Regions from separate parts of the Homo sapiens genome. Here region 2 is linked to region 1. The links are chromatin loops, found by intact Hi-C in ENCODE. Cell type or tissue: heart right ventricle. All regions are shown on one strand.

Region 1 (2,500 bases):
AACTGGGAAGGCTATGTGCTGGAGGTAGAGGGAAGCCAAGGGCTGGATCCTGGAGGCTGCTGCAGTAGGCCCAGGGGAGTTGCAGGGATGGATCATAGGATGGAGGACGGGAAAAGAACTTGGGAGGCAGCAAACCTGGGTCAACTTCTGCTTCTGTTGCTCATCAGGCCTGTGTCGTGGGACAAATCACTTCACCTTTCAGAGCTTCCATTTTTCCAAGGGTAGAGTTAGGTTTTATGGGGCCTGAGGCTGATACAATTTGGGAGCCCTCCTCAAGCAGAAGAATAAAAACTATGATTACGAAATTGCAGGGCTTTGGAAGGGGCCCATGCAAGTGAGCTTAAGCTGCATTGGCTTTGCAGTAAATTGCTTCTGGCTTCTCCACTAGAAAAAATAGTAGACTTAATACTGATGGAACAGAATGGTTTTGAAGGTCAAATACATTCACCATACATAGTGGGAGTCCTGGGGGTGGAATCTGGCAGGAAGGCAGCTTTGCAGTGGGGAAAGGGCTCAGGCGGTGGCTGGTGGGTGGGCTCCTGGGGGAGAGAAGGGTGGAATGAGGAGTGTAGTGGAGAAACACAGAGGGGTGTCTGTTCTCTCATCGGGTCTCCATGTAACTGCCCCCAGGGCACACAGAGAGGGTTGTAGGCAGAAGCAGGAGCTGATTTCACGAGATTCTGAGGCCGAAGCAAGGTTGGGACAGGGTTCCAGACACAAACTTGGGAAGAAGGGTATGTTTTCTTCTCTAGAGTGAAAGGCTGAGCTGAGGATTCTTGAGCAGGTGATTTATTGAGCGAGTACTCTTAGAGAGACATAAGAGGGAGGGAATGAAGCAGGCCAGGGCAGGGAAGATGCTAAGCATGAAGTGGTCTCAGCTGGGGTCTGACTTCAGCCTGATCCAGGGGAAGCTCTGGGGTGTGGATCGGCCACTGAGCTGTCCCCCGTTGGGGTAAGCAGGACAGATTTTTTTGCACCTCTGTGTCAATTACTTTTTGGGGGAGATCTTAGCAATAGCTGGTGGGTGGGTGCAGTGGCCAAGGAGAGGAATCTGGGCAGGGCACCAACAGAATCCGTTACAAGGGTCCTTCTCCCATTTCTGCGTGATACGCAGACCTACTACGGTCTCAGGTTGCCAACTTGGAGGCTATAGGGGGAGAACAGATGGAATTTAGGAGGGTCCATAGTGCTGGTCATCAGGGCACTCTGGCAGGGGCAGTGGTGAGGTACTGCCCCCAAGTGGCTTCTAAGGCCATAGCTCTCTAGGAGGGGACCCGTGCTAAGCAGATGTAAGATATCCCAGTTATTCAGAAATAACTGGGATAAATCGAGGGGCCCTGGAGCACCCTTAGTCTGTGGACGGGGGCAAAAGCCCATAAAGTGTGTTTTCCCTGTTAATGCCACCTCATTTGTGTCCATAGGATGGAGAAACCTGGAGGAGCTCGGGGCACATATGGGAACAGCCTTTGTTGACTCTAAAGTGTAGGATGATTTCCAAGGCCATGTACCTGATCAGCTGGAGGTAGTTCCCATCCTGTGGAAGACATGCATCCCAACCTGGCTATGGCCCATTGATCGGTTCATGAAGAAGGGAAACCAGGCAGGAGGGGATGGCAGTTTGGTGCAACTGGGGTCCTGCAGCCTGCCATGTCCTAGAATAAGAGGCAATGATATTTATCTTTGCTGAGATGAGTTGCAGAAAAAAAGCACTTAAAACTTGCCTATGGTGTCAGTGTGAAACGGTACAAGAAGGAGGGAATCGTTGGGGGCCATATTGGCTGATGACCACAGGGGTTAATGCAGCCATGCCTCCTCTGTTACACACACACACACACACACACACACACACACACACACACGGAACCTTGAGATTCTGGTGCACTGAGTCCTGAGGATCCCTGGAGGAATCTGTGTGGCGGCTGCGGGGCCAGTGGAGCTGTAACAGTGGCAGTCGCTGCAGAAGACTGCACTATTCATCAAGGGTCTGGGCAGAGGAGCAGTGGTCAAGCTGGAGTGGTCTGGTGTGCGGCGTGGCTTGGTGCAGGTTAGTTAGACCTGATGCAGGGGCCTTCCCTTGGTGATGAGGTCTTCATTTTTATGTGCCCTAAAACAAGGGCCCAGGACCCTCCAGGCAGCCTCTCAGCTAGTGTGTCAAGGATAAAATGAAGAGTGATGTAGAAGTATTTTGATGAGGAGACATCTTCAAACCTGAGGACTTGTCCTTTTCTCAGCCTGGAGTCTCCCTGGCAGGGGAAGGAGTGTGTGTGGGTCTCCTCTGTGCCATGAAGCCAAGGCAATGCCAGTCCCCAAATTGTGGTCACATGAGGCCTCTCCTGCCTCCCAGGTCAGGGAGTGGGACTCACCGTTCATCTATTAAGGAACTTTAGTATCTGGCCATGTGCTTTATGAACAGGTCACTCCATCTGAGCTTGCAGGGAGTTCTAATTTCTGGGCTCTTCCCTAAGGAGCTGGCTCCTAGGCTGAGAGTATAGGTCCTCAG
Region 2 (2,500 bases), 210 kb before region 1:
CGCCCTTCCTGGCAGGGATCCTGGCCCCTTCCCCCGGGACAGCTTGCCCACCTGGCCCTGGCCTTGGCCCCTTCCCAGTCTGCATTCTGTGTCCAGCCTGTGCTGCTCTGTGGCCTCTCCTTGAGGGCATACAGACAGTTGAGAACCAGCCTCATGCAGGCCCCACACCATGTTCTCCAGGAGGAACAGTCATTGAGCTTCTAAGTCTGGACACCTCAGGAGGGTCAGCCACAGGGGGCACCCACTGGTCAGGTGTATAAGTTCATTTAGGGCTCGTAGTTCCTAGTGAAGCCGAGCGGTGCCGTTTTGCACATAAGGAAGCAGTGACGGGGACAGCACAGTGGCCCATCTGCCTCTTGCCTTGCTCTTCACCAGGATGCCTGGTGTGTCCCTCCATGGCCAGGCTTTACAGAACGCAGTCCCACCTGGAGCAGCCACTCGGACCCAGCAGCCCCCCATTGTTGCCTGCTCCAAGCCTCACATCTAACCCTAGCTGCGGCTGTCTGCTGGGAAGAGCCAAGTCCATAGGGCCCTTTGGGCACATGGCCAGGCCTCTGACCCTGTGGCTGCTCTCTAGTTCTCAGGCCCAGGCAGGATGTCAGTGCAGGATGGAGCCCCGCCCTACCAAAGGCTTCCAGGTGGGCATGAGCTCACAGGCAGGCCAGGGAGTAGGGAAAGGCTGCCCTGGAGGAGGCCACCATTGGTGCAGATTCTTGGTCCCCTCTACCCCCACTGCTCCAAGAAAAGGTGGCCTAGGGGCATTATAGATTGGGAATTGAGGGGTTGGAGTGTTAGTTCATGCCCTGGCCTGGGAATGGGACCGCCCTACCAGGTTCGTCTCCCTGCCAACCCCAGTCCCTTCCAGTGCTCTCCTTTCTTTCCCAGGAGACCCCAGCAGCTCCAACACCCGCCGGCGCCACTGGAGGCAGCTCAGCCTGGCTAGACAGCAGCTCTGAGAATAGGGGCCTTGGGTCGGAGCTGAGTAAGCCTGGCGTGCTGGCATCCCAGGTAGACAGCCCGTTCTCGGGCTGCTTCGAGGATCTTGCCATCAGTGCCAGCACCTCCTTGGGCATGGGGCCCTGCCATGGCCCAGAGGAGAATGAGTATAAGTCCGAGGGCACCTTTGGGATCCACGTGGCTGAGAACCCCAGCATCCAGCTCCTGGAGGGCAACCCTGGGCCACCTGCGGACCCGGATGGCGGCCCCAGGCCACAAGCCGACCGGAAGTTCCAGGAGAGGGAGGTGCCATGCCACAGGCCCTCACCTGGGGCTCTGTGGCTCCAGGTGGCTGTGACAGGGGTGCTGGTAGTCACACTCCTGGTGGTGCTGTACCGGCGGCGTCTGCACTAGTGAAGCCCTGGGCTCTTCCCACCACCCATCTGTTCCGTTCCTGCAGTACACCTGGCCCCTCTCCGAAGCCCCTTGTCCCTTTCTTGGGGATTGTGGAGGCTGGGTCAGAGGGGAGTTAAGGGACTGCAGGCCTGGCAGCAGGACATGCCTTGGCTGAACCAAGTCCTGAGAGCAGCATCTCTGTCCCCACGGTGCCTTGTGTGGGTCCCCGTCCTTGGCTTTCTGGGTCCTGGGCTGCCCCCAGTGCTCCAGACCTTCCCCACTGGCAATCCAGGTTATCATCCATGTCCTCCAGAGGAGCTTCCTCCTCCAGGCCTCAGCCCTGTTGGCCCAGGTGGAGCAGGAGGGACCACTGGAACATGTGGTGCTTGGGAATGCCTCTCCTGTTGCATTGGTCCCTGAAGGCCTCAGGGCAGGTATGTGGTGTGTGGGCGACTCCACAAGACCTGCCTCCCATCCTGGCAGCCCAGCCTGAGACCGTTGCATTGAGGCAGGCAGGAGCGGCAGGGTGGCTGCTCTCCAGGAGCCCAACTGCCTTGAGTTCCTGCCCCACTGGGCCCCCTCCCCTGCTGGGCAATCCTGGGAAGGTCTGGAGGTTCCTGTGGACCTCAGGGAAGCCAGGGGCAGCTGTCAGGCCTGAGGAAGACCTGTGGAGCTCCTCTCCAGCCTCCTCTTTCCCTCCCCTCTGGTCTCCATTCTCTTCAGCTCCCTACATGGGCTGGGGAGGAGACACCTGGTGGGCAGAGCTCAGGCAGAGGTTTGGATTTCAGCTCCCTCACTTCCGGGGCTGTGTGGCTTTGGCAGATGTCAGACTTCTGGTCTTGCTTCTCCACGTGGACAGTGAGTATCTGGCTCATTCTTCACTGGGTTCTTCTGAGATTGAACCTACAGGTGTTTGCCAAGTGCCTGGCCCAGAGCAAGTGGCCACTGCTTCTCCCATCTCTCTCCTGCCCAACCTGGTAGAGCTGAGGGCATGAGAGGCAGAGTGCACAGTGGTCAAGGGTGCAGCTCTGCAGCACAGGCAGCCTAGGCCTGCGTCCCAACCTGCCTCTCACCAGCTCTGTGACCTTGGGCAAGGGATTTATCTGTCTGTCCCTTAGTTTTCTCACCTGTAAAAGGAGGATAAGTATATATATATATTTCCCAGTGT

What was found. Peaks named below come from ENCODE experiments on the same cell type or tissue, not always from the same donor. Only the 100,000 strongest peaks of a DNase experiment are listed, where the experiment ranks them.
Region 2: it touches region 1 in a loop (2.8-fold over the local background); 2 of 110 quality-filtered maps call a loop at or near these places.

The regions. Positions count from the first base shown.
Region 1 is chr20:4,071,013-4,073,512 of GRCh38, forward strand. No RefSeq gene overlaps it. Among named protein-coding and RNA genes, the nearest start is that of RNF24, 57 kb to the left of the region's middle. RefSeq lists enhancers at 438-939, 940-1,439. In heart right ventricle, a CTCF peak has its summit at 1,239 (motif pointing left); a DNase peak (open chromatin) is centred at 1,229.
Region 2 is chr20:3,864,798-3,867,297 of GRCh38, forward strand. MAVS (mitochondrial antiviral signaling protein) reads left to right here. Exons shown (of 7, transcript NM_020746.5): 7 at 886-2,500. The coding sequence ends at 1,350. Among named protein-coding and RNA genes, the nearest start is that of MAVS, 19 kb to the left of the region's middle. RefSeq lists an enhancer at 1,215-1,716. In heart right ventricle, no CTCF peak of the experiment used is centred here; a DNase peak (open chromatin) is centred at 986.